Linked DNA regions of Homo sapiens: all the other regions are linked to region 1. A link is an interaction called in ENCODE POLR2A ChIA-PET data of the cell type or tissue named here. Cell type or tissue: MCF 10A. All regions are shown on one strand. Each heading gives the region's core, and the rest is flanking DNA. Links, peaks and the distances in the headings are about the cores only. Region 1 holds the start of SYT8 (synaptotagmin 8). Region 2 overlaps LINC02708 (long intergenic non-protein coding RNA 2708). Region 3 overlaps LOC105376517 (a long non-coding RNA gene). Region 4 holds the start of IFITM10 (interferon induced transmembrane protein 10).

Region 1 (4,000 bases), core at 1-4,000:
TGGCCTTGGAGGGTGAGTCGGATGGGGATGCGGAGAGGCCTTCTAAGCAGCTTGGCAGCTGCAGGAGCAGAGCAGCCGCCTTCGTGGGGAGAGAGGAGCCGGTTTCCAGAGCCTTAAGGAGCCCGCTGGAGCGGTGGCCAGGGGGGAGCCGGGGAGGAGGGACCGTCTCCCTTTCCTGGGAAAACATGGCGTGAACTCCCAGAGAAGGTTTTCCCAGCAGGGCCACAGGAGACAGACAGCCAAAGCTAGACAACGGGGAGAGCAGCCCCGGGAGGCTCAGGCAGGGAGGGCGGGGGATTCCCAGATCTGGGAGGGGAGACCCGAGAGCCCCCAGCGCCCAAGGGTCTCCAGGGCACTGTCCCCGGGAGCCATGAGGGAGGCCGGGTCCCGAGGGGCGGACGGCGCCACCTGGTGGCCATGCGCCCGCTGCACCTGCACCTCCCTGGGGTCCCGGCGGTCCGGAGGGACCCCGCACCTCCCCAGGCTTTGGGACCCCCAGCATCGGCAGCCAGCGCCCCCAGGGTCCTGGGGTTCTCCGGAGCAGCTTCTGGGTGGCCCCTGTGCTCCTCTGGGGACAAGGTCACCAGGCTGGCCCGGGAGTGCCGCTGGCCGGCCGCGGCAAATCACTGCAGGGGAGCTCTCCCCGCCCGGCCCTGACTGTTCTTAGACTAAAGGAGGGGGGACGCCAGCAAAGCGGGGGCACAGGGGAGGGGCGCACGCACACGCACACGCACACATGCCCGCACTCACAGATGGAGATTCTGTATTGGCAACTTATCCGGAATCTCAACCATAAAAATCTGGAGTGAAGCTACTTTAATCTCAGCATGTATACAGGCTCTGACATTTCAAAAAGAGAAGTTGCCTTGAAACTCCACGTAGGGAGGAGGCAGTGGCCTGTTTGAATCTGGCCGGCACAGTCCCGCTCCAGGGACCCTGCGGACCCAGCCCATTCCATCAGCCACCACCAGTAGGAGCGCTCCGCCAGCCACGTGTGGGACGCCGGACCCACCTGGGAGTGTCCCCCAGGAGCTGAGGGGCTGCCGAGGCCCGTGAGCTTCACTGCACACCCACACTGCATCTGCAGGGGACTCACCCAAAGGGTCCCCCGAACTCGACAAGCTCCGTCATTTGTGAGGCCCAGTGCAGAATGAAAATGTGCAGCATCTTGTTCCAAAATTAAGAATTTCAAGATGGCCCCAGCACGCATTAAACCAAGCAGGGACCCCTCTGAGCATGGGGCCCTGCGCACAGGGTGCAGCCTGGAAAGCTGGCCCTGACCTCCGCATCTCCTTTTTGTACCTATAATCCCTCCATTGTGCTGGCCCCTGTGTTCTGGGGACAGGCTGGGCTTCCCAGGCCATGCTGGCCTCCAGAGCCACAAAACTAGAGCTCCCAGCCTCGGTCCACTCGTCTGTAAAACACCTGGCCTGCTGACCTCACAGGGTCAACATGCGTGTGGGGCTGGAACCTGGACCCTCCCTCCCCTCCTTGAGCTGCAGCCCCCTCATCTGAACACTGGGGGTTTGGGTCCGTTCTGGGAGTGCAGCTGCCTCTCCCAGCCTGCCAGGGAGTGGGGCATTGATGCTGTGTGCGCGTGCGTGTGTGTGTGTGTGTGTGTGTGTGTGTGTGTGTGTGTGTGTGTGTGTCTGGAGTCATGGCAGGGTCCCTTTCTGTCTGTCTCCTTGCTCTGCCCCAGACTGGGGGGCTGCAGAGGTGAGGGTATCTGGCCTCAACAGCTGCTTATTCCCGATGGGATGGCCTGGGCTGGGCCCCTGAGGCCAGGCTGACTTGGACATGGCAAGAGGGGTCCCAGGCTCTTGTGGGCAAAGCAGGGGAGGCGCCAATGTGGAGGAACAGAGTCTCCTGGCTGGCTGCTGCTCTCTGGAGCGGGTGGAGTCAGGGAAGAGCTGAGCTGGGGAGTCACCCTGGGCCTGGGGTCACCGTAGGCCCCATGTAGCACCCTGGTTCCCCTGCCTGTAGGTGACAGGAGCCAGCCCAGCCAGGTGTGCTCCCTCCCCAGGCCCTAGGCAGGCGGGTACAGGGGCCAGCAGCTGCGCCCGCCCCACCTTCCTTCCCACCCACATGCCGAAGGGTGGCCAGGCAGGCAGGTGGACGAGTCCAGGCAGCGGCTGAGTCAGTGTGTGTGGAATGTTCTGGCCGCTCCCAGCTGCACCCTGCCCCTACCTGCCACCACCTCACCTTCATCCTCAGGCGCTGCGGCCCTGAGCCCCTGCCAGGAATGCACCTTTAGCCCAGGCCTGCTCAGTGAGCTCCGCCGACAGCCAGCCCTGCTCCTCCCGCCATGACCCTGCAGACCCCTCTGGGCTTCCAAGTTCCTGGGGGCTGCAGTGAACATGCTCCACCTGCATGGCTGGCAAACCATGGTGGGCCCCAGCTGTGGTGCGTGCTGGGGTAGAGGCAAGGAAGTGATGGGACCGCAGAGATGAGACCCCCAGGGATGAGATGGGACCCCCAGGCAGGGCCCAGGGTCCAGGGCCCAGGAGAGAGAAGCAGGGAGGGAGAGAGCTTCCTGGTGGAGGACGCATCCTACAGTGGGGGCAAGGGTGCTCTGAGGTCCGGTGAAGGCAGGGACTAGGCTGCCCAGGCCCTGCCTGCTTGGCTGGGGCTGGGGGCTGCTGGGAGGTGGCTGGGAGGCTGGGCCTGGGCAGCTAAGCTGGAGCTTTGGCCAGGGTCCAGAGCCTCCCTCCCTTCAGCTTCCTGCTGCACAGAACCCTCGCCCCTGGCCACCCCGTGCTGCCTCCTTGCCCTGGCAGACCCAGCACTGGCTGCTGCTAGTCAGATGGGGTAGCGGGCAGGGGCCGGAGGGGCCACCCTCCCAGCTGACCCAGCCTCCTGGGCCGCTTCTTCCAAACCAGCAGGGTAGAAAGATGGGGCACCCACCAGTCTCTCCCAGTGCCCCGGCCCCAGCTGGCACCACAGCTATACCTGGGCTTATTCCAGACCTTGTCGCCGGGACCCCCTGTGAGTTGTGGGATTCCCAAGAGGGGTGTGGGGATAACCCAGCCAAGTGGGGGCTGCAGCTGTCCACAGATGCACTCAGCCTGGCCTCTACCCCAGGGCCCCGCTGGGCTCTCATTGCCGGCGCCCTTGCCGCGGGCGTCCTCCTCGTCTCCTGCCTCCTCTGTGCTGCCTGCTGCTGCTGCCGCCGCCACAGGAAGAAGCCCAGGGACAAGGAGTCCGTGGGTCTGGGCAGTGCCCGCGGCACCACCACCACCCACCTGGTGAGGAGCGGCTCCTTGCTCACTCAGTCCAGAGAGGGCTTGAAATCCAGGCTCCAGAGCCCAGGGCAGCGAGGCGAGTTCAGCCCCAGGGATGGTTTAACCCCCACAGAGGCAGGGCGTTGAGGACCTTCCTGGCAGGGAAAGTGGGTGAACAGAGGTGAGAAGGAGGCCATGCAACAGGGGCTGCCCCATGGGCCCGAGGGAGCCACAGCGGGTTCTTGAGGAAGGCAGGGGGTACCCCAGATGCCACGTTTTGGGTGGGTTTGGCCGGTCTCACAGAGCGAAGCCGACGATTTGTGCCTGTTGGGTGGCCTGGCCTGGAGGCGGGGGGTCTTGACCCATGTCATGCAAGGGCTGCCCGGGAGCCCAGGGCTCTGATGAGGCATGATGTCAGCACCACCTGCCCCTTGTCCCAACTCACTCCAGGTGCAACCTGATGTGGATGGCCTGGAGTCCAGCCCGGGGGATGCTCAGCAATGGGGGTGCCTGCAGCTCTCCCTGGAGTTCGACTTTGGAAGCCAGGAGGTGAAGGGCCCCGCTGCGCAGGACCAGCGGTTCTGCGAGTTTCCGGAAAGGGTGACGGGGGAAGGGCAGACCCCATGCCCTGGGTGGTGGGGAGCTGACAGGGCAGGGGCCCTTGGCTGAGCCCACCCCGCTGGCTCCCAGATCAGGGTGGGCCTGAGGCAGGCAGCCGACCTGAGGCCTGGGGGCACCGTGGACCCCTATGCCCGGGTCAGCGTCTCCACCCAGGCCGG
Region 2 (4,920 bases), core at 368-4,367, 140 kb before region 1:
CAAGCTACCAGCCAGCTCCACGCCTAGGACAGGCCTTATTAGAGTTCAGGATCTGCCAGCTCCCAGGGGCAGCCTCAATGTCCGGGGTGGATGGGGGTTTCTGTGGGTTCACTTCTGCCCCCAGCTGGGATGCCTGGAAGGAGAGCTCAGGGACAGTGTGGCCAGACCCTGACCCAGACAGAAGATTCTGTCTGAGAGACCGGGGACCTTCACAGAGGGACAGAGGCCCAGGAAGCAGCGGCTGCTGCTGTAAGCCTACGGCGAGAGCCATGGTCACAGAAGACCCACTTGTTGCCAGGCGTTTTGCCTTCACAATGGCAAAGTCTCCCAGTGGCCCAGGAGAAAAGGGAATGCTCATTCCATTCTGCCTGCCAGAAAACAGAGGCTGAGGCCCAGAGGCTCAGGCAACCTCCCCAGGTTCACCTCATTTGGAAACAGCCCCTTCCCATCCCCGGTTGCTGCCGCAATCTTCTAAGGGGACTTCCTCAGAGGTCATTAAATGCATTGAAAACTGGTTCTGGTCCTCGACCCTAAGCTGCTGGAGGAGGGGGTGTGGGAGCAGATTCGGGGTGCACCTGTGTGTTCAGGTGAAGGCGGAGGGAAATTAGTCATGGAGCTAAGCTGAACCACCTGCTGGGCCCCAGGCAGGCAAGGCCCTGTGGGCAGGTGGGAAGCCAGAGGCCGCCTCTCACCCCGGGGAGGGGCAGGGGCTGGAGTGACGGTGCAGGGTGAGATTTTGGCCAGGCACAACTCCATCCATCCCTGCATCCCCAGGAAGCCACAGACACCCAGGTTCTGAGAGCCCGGCTCTCGAATGTCCCTCCTCCCCCGACCTCCTTCGGTGCCCCTGGCCATGCCAGCCCTGAGCATGAAGCCTTCAACTTTCCCACGCACCCACTTCCACTCTCCAGGGCTGAGGAGCAGGAAGGAGATGGCTTGGAGGGGTGAGCCCCTGTCCTGTTCTCAGAGGGTCACAGCTACTCACTACCTGCTACGAAGACAGGGAAGGGTGGGAGCCGTTCTAAACCAGCATCAGTGCATGCCACAAAATAGAAGCCGTGCATTACAAACTAGAAACGAGGGCTTGGTTGCAGGCACCTTCCCTAGAGACCCTGGCTGAGCAGAGGCTGGGGTCTGGCTGCGCTGCTCTGACGGTGTGCACGGGCGGGCTAGGCACTCGCCCTGAGTCCCAGAAAGAGGAGCCCACAGATACAAAACTTAAAGGATGTGTTATTTTATTTTTTAATTTAATTTTTGTTTTTTCAAAAGCATCAAAGTCATTGTGATTGGAAGGAATGCGCAAGTTGGTCTGGGGTGCTGTCCCTGGGCGCCGAACCAGCCGGGGACATGGCCCCTGGAGAGCTGCCGACCCCGGGGCTAGGGGAGTGGTCTTGCGAGGAGCCTTTGCTTCCCACTCGCCGGCCGCCCCGCGGGGCCCTCCTGCCACCAGGTGGCGCTTCTCGGCCAGCCCGGGCCGCAGGACCTGCAGTCTCGTTTCCCCAGGAATGGCGACGGCCCTGTTATTCCCATCACAATTTTACAGGTCAGAAAAGGAGACTCGGAGTGCATATATAGCAACTTGGAGAAAGTCGCAAGGGACGAAGGACCCTTCCCCGGACACAGGAACCTTCTGGGGGATGGGGACAGGGACTCAGGTGCAGAGAAAACCAGAGCTGCTACCGTGGGGACAGAAAGGGAGTCTACCCAGAGACAGCAGAGGCAGGAGCTGCCCCCCCTCTTTGCCCCCAGTGGCCCCGAGCGAGGGGTTGCCACCACCTAGAGCCTGGGGACCAGGGGCCAGTGCCTGGGGACGGAGGCCGTGGTCGAGACAGGCGAGGGATGTGGCGGAGACAGGGAGGCCCAGGTCGGCTGGCACAGGGCAAGGAGCAGGCGAGCCGACCCCAGGGCCTTGCCCTTGTCACGCCCCCTGCCATGTTCCTGCTGGCCCCCTTCCTGTTCTGTGAGGTCAACACGCAGGAGAAAGGGGCAGAAGGGAAGGTCTCCCCACACCGAGGGCTCTGCCCGCTTGGGCCAGGGGTTGGGGGGTGGTCATGGCACCAGGGCTGCTCTGAGCTACAGCCCCGAGGGGGGGCCGGGCGATGCCTCCTCCTCCGTGCCAGCCTGTGCCGGGGCCCCTAGGAACCCCCAAGTCCCTGCCTGTGACCTCTGCAGAGCCCAGCAGGCGCCTCCCCGCCCTCGGCCACAGGCTCGGAGCTCACGGCCCCCAGGGGGCGCTCAAGGACTGCTCATCTGCGCTTCTGCCGCGGGCAGCTCTGACCCCTCCCGCTGCGCTCCTCCAGCCGCATCCCTGCAGCCTTGGGCCCTACTGGCCCGGGGGAGGAGGCACTGCGCTTTGGGGAGGAAGAGAGACTAAAGGGGAGACCGAGAACCCCGGGTCAGGAAGCGGAGAGCTAAAACGACAACCGTGGGTCAGCGGAGGCCGGCAACTTCATTTCATGACCTCTGGCCTCCAAAGCAGCTCTGCAAAGTGGTCAATGCTCCTCTCGTTGTGTAGATGAAGATACTGAGGGCCAGGGAGGCTGTGGACTGCCTGATGTCACACGACTGGTGGGGCGGCGGGCGGGTCTGTCCCCAGGCGATTGTCCTCGAGGCACACGGCGGGGCAGAGCTTGGAAGCGGCCGAGGTGGGGGTCCCTGGGTGTGGATGTAGTGACCCCGGAGCCACGTGGAGCCACCTTCAGACCCAGAGCTGAAGCAGGAGGGTGACCGGTAGAGCAAGGCCGTGCACACCCCCGTTGCAGAATTGAAAACGCGCCTCAAAATAAAACCCCGTGTTTCACAAGAATGCACTAATTCCCGAAGATATCCGGGCGCACGGGATGCAGTGGGGATTGGAGATGCAGGGGCCATGCAAGTGAGAAGGACCCTGCTCAGCGTGAGGCTCTGATGGTCTTGAATTCCTTTGCCATGCTCGGACAAGGGGCCTGCGCTGTCACGTTGCTTTGGACCCTGAAAATTCGGGAGCCCGTCCTGAGCCCACGCTGCCATAGTTGCCAGGTATCCAGCATATGCACAAAACACCTCCACGCCGGTGCTCTGCCCTGCCCTGCTCTGGAGACCCACATCCAAGGACAGGTCTCTCCTATGGCAGCCCTGCTCCCTGCCCTTCTTCCCCACCTGCTCAGTCCTGCAAAGCCTTCGGCCAAGACTGACACCTGGGGGTTCTGTCTCCCACACTCTAGGGGCCTCCTCCACATGTCGGTGACCTCTGACCACTGTTTCAGACCCACAGCTCCTGGGTGCACTCAGCATTGGGTCCCTATGGTATCAGAGTGTTCCAGGCCTGGGGCACTGCACTCACTGCAGACCTGGCCTGAGATTCAGCAGCTGGGCACCCTATGAGATCTAGTTTCTGAATGGCGTCGTCACCTGACTGGGCATACAAGCCACAGGCCCCGTGGTCTGTGGGCGGCCATTGTCCTGTGTGTGGGGTGGGGCACTGGGACCCTCCCACAGCTTTGGCTTTCTCAGAGTTTCTATCCCTGTGTCCTCCTCTGTCAGCAAAGCCCAAAGGTGGGGGGCTCCTGAGCTGCCACCTCCTTTGTTTCTCCAACTCTGCCGGTTCATTGGACTATGCCCTTGGTGCCTCACAGTGTGCTGACTGACAGCATCTCTAAGCCCTAAACCACTGAGCCTGGAGTCATCCAGCTCCAGGGAAATGACTCTGCAGGGTCACGATTCCTGGGTCTGCACTCAGGCCCCCTCTTTCCAACCAAGACAGCAGGATCCCAGGTATCCTGAGACCTGTCCTGATCCTGAATCCTGTCCTGATCCTGAGTCCTGTCTTGATCTTGGGTCCTGACCTGATCCTGCCCTGAGTCCTGTCCTGATCCTGGGTCCTACCCTGATCCTGTGTCCTGCCCTGATCCTGAGACCTGCCCTGATCCTGGGTCCTGTCCTGATCCTGATTCCTGCCCTGATCCTGTGGTCCTGCCCTGATACTGAGACCTGCCCTGATCCTGGGTTCTGCCCTGATCCTGAGTCCTGTCCTGATCCTGGGTCCTGTCCTGATCCTGAGACCTGCCCCGATCCTGAGTCCTGTCCTGATCCTGCCCTGATCCTGAGTCCTATTGTGATTCAAAGTGCTGTCTTGATCCTGCGTCCTGCCCTGATCCTGAGTCCTGTCCTGATCCTGCCCTGATCCTGGGTCCTGCCCTGATTCTGAGTCCTGTCCTGATCCTGGGTCCTGCCTGATCCTGAGACCTGCCCTAATGCTGAGTCCTGTTCTGATCCTGAGTCCTGTTTTGATCCTGAGTCCTGTCTTGATCCTGGTTCCTGCCCTGTTTCTGAGTCCTGTCCTGAGCCTGCCCTGATCCTGAGTCCTATTCTGATCCTGAGTATTTCCTGATCCTGGCTCTTATGAGATCCTGGGTTTCATCCTGTTCTACCCACGGGTGATAGCCCAGGATGGGGTCACCTGCTCTAGGGTGTCTCCATGCGTGGTCTCCCTGTGCCTTCTGTAAACTTCCCCTGAGACTTTCGGAGTCAAGTCAGCATCAGCATCAGCATAGAAGTGGGTTGAATAGGACCCCCTCATTCCTGTCCACCTGGAAACTCTGAATGTGATCTTATTTGGACACTGGGTCTTTGCAGATGTAATCAAGTTAAGATGAGGTTGTACTGGAGTAGGGTGGGCCCTGATCCAATGTCTGGTGTCCCTGTAAGAGAAAGGAGGGGAGGAGGTCAGACACAGACACTCAGTGGAGAAGCCCACTTGAGGATGGAGGCAGAGACGGGGGATGCAGCCACAAGCCAAGAATGTCTGGCCACCACCAGAAGCTGGAAGACGCAGAAAGGATCCTTCCCTGGAGCCTTCAGAGAGTGTGTGGCCCACGGAGAACTTGATCTTGAACTTCTGTCTGCCTGAACCGCGAGGCACCAATGTCCGCTTTAAGGCTC
Region 3 (4,920 bases), core at 525-4,524, 62 kb before region 1:
CTGAGATGGGAACAGATGCAGGAGTAAGAGTCTTGGGGAGGAAGGCCAGGAGCTCAGTTTTGGATGCTTCAGATTGAGACAAAGCATGTGGGGCAACCAGGTGATTCTGCTGCATGGCAGCAGTGATTTGAGTTGTGAGTCCAGGGAGAGGTCGGGGCTGAGACGGACATGAGATAGTCATCAGTGCCATGTGTTGTGGTGATAAGATTGGATGGCACCAGGCTGAGTGTAGCTAGAGAATAGAAGAGGTCTAGGGACTGAGCCCAGGGGTCTCCCAACTTTAAGAGGTTAGCGGATTGAGGCTGGGTGCGGTGGCTTACGCCTGTAATCCCAGCACTTTTGGAGGCCAAGGCGGGCAGATCACTTGAGGTCAGGAGTTCGTGCCCAGCCTGGCCAACATGGTGAAACCCTGTCTCTACTAAAAGTACAAAAATAGCTGGGTGTGGTGGCAGATGCCTGTAATCCCACCTACTCGAGATGCTGAGGCAGGAGAATCGCTTGAGCCTGGGAGGTGGAGGTTGCAGTGAGCTGAGATTGTGCCACAGCACACCGGGCAACAGAGCAAGACTCCATCTCAAAAAAAAAAAAAGGAAGAAGAAGAAGAGGTTAGAGGATTGAGCAGGCACCAGCAAAGGAGGTGAGGAACCATCTGGAGACAGGAGAGGCCAGGAGGGTGGGGCCCGTAGAGCCGGCCGAAGAAAGTGGTTCAAGGAGGGAGTGGCTGCTGTGTTGAGTGGCTCTGCTGATGGCCTGTGGAAGATGAGCATTCACCACAACGTTTCACAATTTGACCTTGACAAGACCTGTTTTAGTGATGTGGTGGTGGTGAAGTTTAAGAGAGAATGACTGTCATATTCAATCATCAAGACAGTGTGGTATTGACACAAAGATAGATGGGTGGACAGGAAGGAGGAATCTCAGGTATACAGTGTCAAGGTGACATGGAAATGCAGTGGAGGAAAGGCTGATCTTTTCAGGCAATGGAATGGAAGGGTCTCGATCCCTCCCTCATACCATACACAACATTCAATTTTAGATCAGTTAGGGATGTGATGTAAATGGTAAATCCTTTAGGGAGGAAAAAGGCAAAGAGGGCCACCTTCATGATCTTGCCAAAGAGAATGGAAAGAAAAGCCACACGCTGGGAGAAAAGATTTGCAAAACACATATTTGATACAAGACTTGTATCCAAAATAGGCAAAGAACTCTCAAAGCTTAACAAAAGAAAATAACCCAATTTAAAAAGTGAGCAAATCGTCTGCTCAGACGCCTCACCAAGGAAAAAATGCAGCTGGCAAATAAGCGCACGAAAAGATGCTCAACATCGTACGTCGTTAGGGAATTGCAGGTTAAAACAACAGTGAGACACCACCACATACCTGTAAGAATGGCCAAAATCCAAAACACTGACAACGCCAAATGCCGGGGTGGGCGTGCGGCAACAGGAAGTCTCATGCGTTGCTGGCGGAACTGCAAAACGGTGCAGCCACTTTGGGAGACAGTTTGGCAGTTTGTTACAAGGCTTAAATGTACTTTCATCATACCATCCAGCAACTGCCCGCCTCGATATTTACCTCGATAAATGAGTTGAAAACTTATGTTCACACCAACACCTGCACACGAATGTTTAGAGCAGTTTTATTCACCGTCACTAAAAACTGGAAGCAACCAAGATGTCTGCCTAGAGGTGAGTGGACAGACAAACTGTGGTCTATCCAGACATCGGAATATTCTTCAGCACTAGAAGGAAATGAGCAGGCCGGGGATGGGGCTCACGCAGGCAATCCCAGCACTTTGGGAGGTCGAGGTGGGCAGATTACTTGAGCCCAGGGATTTGACACCAGCCTGGGCAACATGGTGAAACCCCATCTCTATAAAAAAATACAAAAATCAGCTCGGCTGCTGGAGGGAGCTTGAAGTCTCAGCTACTGGAGAGGCTGAGGTGGGAGGATTGCTTCATCCTGGGAGGTGGAAGTTGCAATGAGCTGAGATTGCACCACTGAGCTGCAGCCTGGGCAACAGAGAGAGACCCAGTGTTAAAAAAAAAAAAAAAAAAAGCTACAAGCCATGAAAATCCATAGAGGAACGTAAGTGAAAGAAGCCAACCAGTAAAGGCTACATACTGTCTGATTCCATCTCTATGACATTCTAGAAAAGGAAAAATTATGGAGACAGTGAAAGGATCAGTGGTTGCCAGGGTTTGGGGAGGGCAGATGAATAGGTGAAGCACAGAACATTTTTAGGGCAGCAAGACTGCCGTGTATGATACTGTAATGGTAGAACAGGACATTATGCATTTGTCAAAACCCACAGGATGTACAACTCAAAGAGCGAACCCTGCTGTAAACTATGAACGTTAGTTAACAGTAATGCATCCTTGCATCAGTGATCATCACTTATAACAAATGTGCTGCACAAATGCAAGATGTTGATCATGGTGGCAGTGTGTGTGTGTGTGTGTGTGTGTGTGTGGGTGCGTGTATGTGTATAACTTCTGTTCCTCGGCGGGGGAAGGAAGGGGGCAAGGGGTCCTTCTGCAGCCCTACGGCTTAAGGGACGGCTTGAAGGTCAGATTCCCTGGATGGGGTCAGGCGCTGGGTGTGGAGCAGGGAAGTGGTTTCTTCCCCAAGTCCCCCGCCAACCCCAGGAGGTAGGAGAGGGAGCGGCTGAGATGCTGAGTCACCCCTGCTCCAGTCCTGCCCCTCCCTCCTCTTAGGGCTGAGTCACTGCACTCTCAGAGCTGGGGCCACCATGACCCTCAAGAGAAAGGGGGCTGCGGCACCCTGGGGCTCCAGCCACAGGCAGCTTTAGTTCTGCAAGAGCAGTTGAGGAGGCCAGGGAGGGAATTAGCTTTTTGTCAGCTGACTTTGGACAGGACTGGGGCTGGTGGGGGGAAAGGTGGAGGCTGTGAATGGCTGGCACAGTTAGGGCAGGGGGAGGGGCTGCCCAGGCACAGGTGGGGGAGGGGAAGGGATGCTGGGCACAGGTGGGGGAAGGGAAGGGAGTGCCCAGGCACGGGTCGGGGAGGGGAAGGTGGTGCCCAGGCACAGGCGAGGTTTGGGGGAGAGGGTGTCCAGGCACAGGTGGGGGAGGGGGAGGGGCGCCCAGGCACAGGTCAGGGAGGGGAAAGGGGTGCTGGGCACAGGTGGGGGAGGGGGAGGGGGAGGGGGGTGCCCAGGCACAGCTGTCTGGCTTCCCTCCAGGTCCAGGACATGGCATCTCTGGGTGTCCTGCTGGGAAGGGACCCAGCTTGGCTGAAGGTGCACTGTGCCTTTAGCATCCCCCCAGTCCTCCACCCTGAGGTTATCCAGCTCACCCACCCTGGCCGCTGCCCCTGACCTTCAGTCTGTCTCTCTGTGCAAGGAAGAGGAGTGGCATGCAGGGCTCACAGTTGCTGGAGGCCTCTGCTGTGTCCTCTTCCAGGAGCCTCAACCTCTACCTGCCTCCAGAAATGAGCACCCCCGAGTCCTGAGCTTACTGTGGGGCCCAGTTCTGCACTGGCTGCCGGGGTGTGCGTTTCTGGGCATCCCCCAGGGCTGGACAGGCCTGGGTGCTGTGGAGGAGAGCCGGATGCCAGTCATCAGTTGGGGTTGAACTGGATGACCTTTTAAGCTAACCTCCTGCTCCCCACCCTCTGCATACACCCTGTTCGGGCACCTGACCTTCCAGGATCACAAATGTGTAATAGGAAAAAACCCAAAAGCTTTAGGGTTCAGCAGTCTCTGAGGGCTGCAGTCTCAGGGCACTGATGAAAAGACCAGGGTCCCAGTGGCCCACAAACCCTCTGGATTAGGGGCTTCAGCTCCAAGGACTGAGCCCTGAGCCATGGCCTTCCTCCATCATGGCTTCCCTGGGAGGGCCTGGCAGGCACATGGAGGCCTCGGGAGACCCCAGGAGCCCACAGGTATGGGTGCACCGTGGCAGGCGGCCACAGAGCCCACTGGGCTCTGCAGCTGGAATAACTGAATACGCAGCTCACTGTCCCCCAAGCTTGGTTGGGGACTCTTCCTTCATATTTTAACAAAATCCACGGCACCTCTGGGATGCCGGCGGCTGCTGCACACTGGGGACAAACAAGACAGATGCAGACCTGCCTTCATGGGGCAAATAGGAGCCAAAGCAAGTGCTCAACCAATAAGAGATGTAGTTCCAGACTGTGGTGTGTGCTGAGGGGAACAGCTGGGGCCGGGCTGCCTCAGAGACAGTGAGGAGGTTGGGGTGTCTATAGGGATGACTGAAGGCCTTCCTCAATGACGGACAGGAGCCAGCCTGAGAATGGAATGAGCTGGAGGGACCGAGAGGCCTCCATGGCTAGGAAGGTGGGAAAGGATGTGATGAGGTGAGGTCAAAGGGGTGATGGGGGCCCGCCAGCCAGGGGATGCATCTGGCACAGGAGTGGCTTAGCCAGGCTGCAGGGAGGCCCAGGGAGGGAGCTTCCCTGCCCTGGCTTACTGGGGAGACAAGCCCGGCGCCCAGGAAGGGATGCGAATGTACATGGACTACCCGTGCAAATGCTTATGGTGAAATGTTCTGTGTCAACTTGGCTGGGCCACAGTATCCAGATATTTGCAAACGCTAGTCTAGATGTTTCCGTGAAGGTGTTTTTCAGAGGTGATTCTCATTCCCATTTAAATCCGTAGACTTTGAGTAAAGCCGATGATGTGCCAGTGTATGGTGGGCCTCAGCCAATCAGCTGAAGGCCTTAACAGAAAGAAGACTGAGATCCCTGAGGAGGAAGGAATTCTGCCAGCGACAGACTCGGGACTCACAATGAGGCATCAACTCTTCCCTGGGTCTCCAACCTGCCCTGAGGTTTTAGACTTGCTGCCTCCATAATTACACAGGCCAACTTTAAACAATAAATCCCTCTCTCTCCGCATATATACCTATCACACCCCATTGGTTCTGTCTCTTTGGAGG
Region 4 (4,920 bases), core at 450-4,449, 84 kb before region 1:
TTCTTCTCGGCTAGGTGCTTGCAGGCAGGGGGCGCGCCGGCAGCCCGCACGCTGTCGGTCTTGCTGCTCTTGGACTCCATGGGGAACAGTGTGGGCGCCATCGGGGGAGAGGCCGAGGGCTCAGGGGCAGGGGCCGCCGGAGCCTGCAGGGCAGGGGGCTTGGACACGCAAGCGAAGCAGCCCTTGGGCGAACCTGCCGGGGGCCTCGGAATCCAGAAGGCCCCGTCCAGGGGGACTCGGGCTTCCTGGGCGCCGTCCGTGGTGCTGGCCGGGTCTCCCAGCGGGGCTGGGCACTGGCCGGGGCCCTGGGCCTGGAGAGGAGAAAGTGAGAGCAAGCTGGGCCCGGCCTACCGGCCAGCACCCACCCTCACGCCCAGCAGCTCCGAGAACAGCCCCAGTGGAGACGGAAATCCCTGCGGGGGCCGCCAGCTGCCAGCCTGCCACCTGCCTCCCCCACCCGCCCCGGGCCTCGGCGGCCACGGACGATGCCAAAGCCCTTCGCAGCAGCCTTGGCAGGGACCTGGGGCTTTCATCACTTCGCCATCTGCGCATAAACACTCACCCACTGACACACACAACAGCACCCCCCGCCCCGAAGCACACCAACGCTGAGACTGACACTGTTGCAAAACACAGAGTGCCCCAGCACCCCAAACAACCCCGCACACACGGGGCGCCGGACCCACAGCGACGCTGCCTCAGCCGCCAACCGGCAGAGCTAGCAGAGCGGCCAAAGCACCTGCCCACGGCGCCCGCGGACACCCGATACCGCCACGGGCACCGCCACGGGCTCCACCGCGGGCTGCACCGCGGGCTCTCCAGACCCCGGGGCGCACCCGCGGGCGCGCTCAGAGCCATTGACGAGTAAACAACTCCCCACACAAGGCGATGCAGGCTCAGCCACGAGCACCAAGAACCGGCACAGGTGCGGGGTCTCCAACTCGTGCGCACCGCCCCCCACCTCCAACCTGGGGACCCCAAGCGCGCACACTTGCCCGGAGCCACGCACCCCCGGGCCATACATAGACGCACAATAACAGGCTGTGAAATGAACACTTCTCCAACGAGGCACCAAGTCGCTCGCGCTCTGCGCCACCCCGCGTTCCCAGCTCCCGTGCGGCGCTCGCCGGGGGGTCTGCGGCCGAGGCTCTGCAGCCCCCAGCCCCATCCGGGTCTGCCGCAGCCCCCCGGACGGCGCCTCCTCACCTACAAGCGACTCCTCGGCGCGCGGCCGGACCCCCTGAGCCTCGGTGCGCGCGTCCTTCCGCCGTCCCGCGGGCCGCTGTCTGTCCACTGATCCGCCTCCCAGCGGCCCAACCTTGAGGGGGTGGGGAGCGCGCGGGGCTCGGCGGCGGCGCCGCTGCCTCCCCCGCCGCCTGCGCTCCCTCCGCAGCGCCAGACCGGCCGCGCGGCTGCAGCCCAGAGCCTGACTCACGGCGGCAGCGGGCACAGCCACCTCCCCGCCTCCGCCTCCTCCTGCCAGGAGGGTGGGGGCCTCGGAAGCCGCGACCCTGGGGAGTTGCAAGGTCCCGCAGGGATGGGACCCCTACAGCCCCCGACCAGGGTGTCCGCGCCACCTCCATCTCCCCGGACCCACTGCGTCTTCCTCCCCACCCCACCCGGCCCCATCCCTCTCGCGGAGCCCCCAGCCCCGTGGAAGACTGGACGCTCCCGGAACCCTCCCCATCTGCCTCCCCAAGAGAGACCCTCTTCCTCTTCCCACTCTCCCCATGGCGCTCCACCCCAGCGCCTGGGCCCTGCTGCCTCCAGGGACCCCCGCCCCTGGGTCCTGCCCTTCTGGCCTGTTGACTCTCAGTTCCAGCAGCTCAGTCCCCTCCTGACGAAGCTCCAGTCCCCTGAGCCCCAGCAGGCCCCCTACCTGACTGCCCGTCTCTGCCCCATCCTGTCCCTAACCAAGTCCACAAGGCCCCCAAGACCACCCTCCAGTCCCTTCCCTCCTTAGCCCACCAAGTCCAGGCCTTCCGGTAAGTTTCAGCACCCCCTACTCTGTTCCTTCCTGGCTGAGCCCACTCCTGCCCATCGGAGCTCCTGCCCCCTTTCCTGGAGTCTGACTTCACCCAGCCGGGGCCCCACTCCAGTTCACTCCCAGAGTCTGGGAGAATGTGGCCTCTCCTGCGCAGACCCCAGGTCATGCTCCATCTGCTCGCAGGGCAAAGTGTCCCGTTCCGAGCTCTGGTCCTGTGCTGAGGTCCTGGCTGCTAAGGACACTTGTCTCCCTGGAGGCTGGTTTACTCACCTGCCCACAGCCTCTCTGTGATCCCTACCAGCCCTTCTGAGCCTGGTCCCCTGAGGATACTTTGTTCCCTGTGAATCATTTTTCCTGACCAATGCCTGTCCTCCCAGCCTCAGCCGCCTCCGCTACCCCACCACATCCTCACTCTCACGGTATGCTTGACGCCAGCTGATCTTCCATCCCCATAACAGTCCCCATGAGTTCCTCCCCATGGAGAAAACTCCAGCCTTCCCTCCCTCCCTCCAAGTCCCCCACTTCACCACGCAGGTTCCCTGAGCTGGGTCCTCTTCACCAACCTCCAGCTCCCACTGAGCCTCGACCCTCTCCAAAGTCCCCCGGAAGCTGAGGATGCATGGCGGCCCCCGTTTTCCCTCCCTCATCTCTCTCCAAGCCCCATCCTCCCATGAAACTCCTTTCTCCTCTGCCACTCTCAACTGGCCTCCTGTGTCTCCGCAACCCTCTTTCCTGTCTGGAAGGCCAGTCCTGCTTGGGGTCCTGTCTGCCTGCCTGTGCCTGACTCTGAACCCTTTCTCTCCCCAAACCTCTGTTCTGAACCCTAATCCCCTGGAAAAGCCCAGCCCTCTGCAAGCCCCTCCTCTTTCCAGCCTAGTCCCCGCCCCTCATGCCTGGGCTGACCCGGGCACAGTGTTATCCACAGCACGCCAGGAACCCACAGCACAAGGCTGATCTTAAATGATGTTGATAAACCCTAACGAGCAGGAGGGGTCATGAAGCATGAGGAGCCTCCTCCTCGTCTCCTTGGGCACCCTGGCCATGCTCTCCCTGGAGCCCACAGGCCGTGGGTGGATGGGGCCTGTCGGAGAACCAGGGTTCCGTTCTCCCTCCCCAACTCCCTCCTCCTTTCCAAGGGCCTGGCCCAGGGAAAACTGGACCCGGTGTCCTCAGACGGGGCCTGATCCCAGGCTGAGTGTGGCCTGTGTGCCATGCCCCCATGTCTCCCCAGCATCTGAGCTGGGCTTACCCGGCCAGCCACCACCTTCTGGGAGACCCTGGCCTGCCACACAGCCTCTGCCCAGTGCTGCCCCACCCCAGTTTGCCCTGAAGGCCTCAGGCAGTGAGGAGGCCTCCATAGCAGGAGAGGGTTGCCTGGGCCCGAGGGTCCAGGGCCTGCCCAGGGTCACTGGGTAGGTGACAGGGGAGCCAGGGCCTGCTCCCGGCCTCAGGCCACCTTGGGGCTGCCTCTGAGGCCAGGAAACACCACTGAGAGGGAGCCAGGGGTCGCAGGGCAGAGCCAGGGCCGAGCCAAACTTGGCACAGCCAGCATTCATGTGACTGTTGGTGGGCTCCCCAAGGGCCTGGGCTCCAGCTTCCCCTTTGCTAGGGGTTTCTGGTTACAACCCACAGTCTAGACAGGGGGGGACTCCAGGCTCAGGGTCCAGTCACCAGCTAGAAAACCACGGAGGAACCCGGGGTCAGACTCCAGGGCCCCGAGAATCCTGCCGGGCTGGAGGGAGCCCTCGGAGCAACCCCAGGGCAGCAGCCATGAAGATGGGAGCTGGACGGAGCTGACAAGCTGCAGAAGGAGGGAGATGGGGAGAGTGGGACAGGGCAGGGACAACAGGGTATGGCTGCCTCCTTGTACCTCTCTGCCCTCCCAGGCCTCAGTGCACAAAGCATCTGATGACAGGACATTTGTCTCCCCAGAAGCCCTGCCAGGCCCTGCAGAGTTCTGCCCAGCTCTGCTCAGATTTCAGGCATGCCAAACGCCAGGCATGTGTTTCCAAGCCTCCGTGCCACCCTGGGTAAATGTTCTTGCTCCAGGTGTCTGCCGTAGCATGGCTCTGGGGTGAAAGCCCTGCAGCCCCTTGGGAGGAAGGCCAAGGCAGCCACCACCCTCAGGCAGAGGCATCAAGATAATGGCAAATGTCACATCTGCCTCATCTTCTAACCTGTTGGGGTGGGGCTCGAGGGGGCTCTAAGTGACTCCAGAGCTACTGATCCCAAAAGGAACTCTGCTCCCACCACCACATGCCCACAAACTCCTACTTACCTATTAGAACCCCAGGGGCTGCTACCACTGCATCCGGGCACACGCTCCCAACCCCTCCCCTCCCAGCGGAACAAGCGCACCGCGTTATCAGCCCGGGGATCCGTGACTGTGGCAGCTGTGGCTGGAGGGGACTTCTGAGTCCAATCCCTGCAACCAGGGACCCTGGGCAGGCTTGCTTGGTGCCAGCTCAGCTCACTGCACACAAAACCGCTTCTAGGGCCTGGGAGGCAAGAAGGCCCAGCTAGGCCAGCCCCCCCACGCCACCTGGGGCCATTTATTTCCCGGGACAAGAGGGCTGAGGAGGGTGACTGGTAGGCCTGCTCTGAGGGTCCCCGAGAGCAGAAATAGCCTCTGTTCGAGTGCCGTGGCTGCCTGGCTGGGCCACCTCCCTGAAATCACTCCTCAAGGCTGGCACTCACACTAGACACCCTGAAACCCCAGCCAAGGCCACATCCTGCCGGCTACTGCTCCAGACCTGGGAACAAGTCAGTCCCCGCTGGCCGACCAGGCTGGAGCCCATGGGCTGGGCAGGGCAGGGCAGGGGGCCATAGGCCCGGGGCACCCCAAATGCTTGTCCCGGTGCTGCCGAGTCAGCTGCCGTGCTGGCTTCGCACTACCCACCCTCCTTCCCCATCCCAAGTTGGAGCCACCCCTG

What was found. ChIA-PET counts read pairs that join two places held together with the same protein. Peaks named below come from ENCODE experiments on the same cell type or tissue, not always from the same donor. Only the 100,000 strongest peaks of a DNase experiment are listed, where the experiment ranks them.
Region 2: POLR2A ChIA-PET joins it to region 1 with 49 read pairs; 21 of 35 experiments call an interaction of 5 or more read pairs at or near these places.
Region 3: POLR2A ChIA-PET joins it to region 1 with 36 read pairs; 10 of 35 experiments call an interaction of 5 or more read pairs at or near these places.
Region 4: POLR2A ChIA-PET joins it to region 1 with 107 read pairs; 9 of 35 experiments call an interaction of 5 or more read pairs at or near these places.

Annotation. Positions count from the first base shown.
Region 1 is chr11:1,832,215-1,836,214 of GRCh38, forward strand. It overlaps SYT8 (synaptotagmin 8), which reads left to right and starts at 2,776. Exons shown (of 8, transcript NM_001394072.1): 1 at 2,776-2,985; 2 at 3,082-3,245; 3 at 3,672-3,770; 4 at 3,912-4,000. The coding sequence starts at 2,892. RefSeq lists silencers at 305-514, 575-634 and enhancers at 737-1,352, 1,353-1,966. In MCF 10A, for the core only: a CTCF peak has its summit at 445 (motif pointing left); DNase peaks (open chromatin) are centred at 2,167 and 2,707.
Region 2 is chr11:1,691,935-1,696,854 of GRCh38, forward strand. It overlaps LINC02708 (long intergenic non-protein coding RNA 2708), which reads left to right. Exons shown (of 3, transcript NR_187232.1): 3 at 1-2,806. Among named protein-coding and RNA genes, the nearest start is that of KRTAP5-6, 2.8 kb to the right of the region's middle. In MCF 10A, for the core only: CTCF peaks have their summits at 1,437 (motif pointing right) and 2,228 (motif pointing right); DNase peaks (open chromatin) are centred at 1,487 and 2,247.
Region 3 is chr11:1,770,012-1,774,931 of GRCh38, forward strand. It overlaps LOC105376517 (a long non-coding RNA gene), which reads right to left. Exons shown (of 4, transcript XR_002957212.2): 3 at 1,575-2,011; 4 at 1,355-1,489. Among named protein-coding and RNA genes, the nearest start is that of CTSD, 8.5 kb to the left of the region's middle. In MCF 10A, for the core only: no CTCF peak of the experiment used is centred there; DNase peaks (open chromatin) are centred at 1,970 and 2,690.
Region 4 is chr11:1,747,809-1,752,728 of GRCh38, forward strand. It overlaps IFITM10 (interferon induced transmembrane protein 10), which reads right to left and starts at 2,787. Exons shown (of 3, transcript NM_001170820.4): 1 at 2,551-2,787; 2 at 1-311. The coding sequence starts at 2,634. RefSeq lists enhancers at 1,087-1,842, 1,843-2,598. In MCF 10A, for the core only: no CTCF peak of the experiment used is centred there; a DNase peak (open chromatin) is centred at 2,323.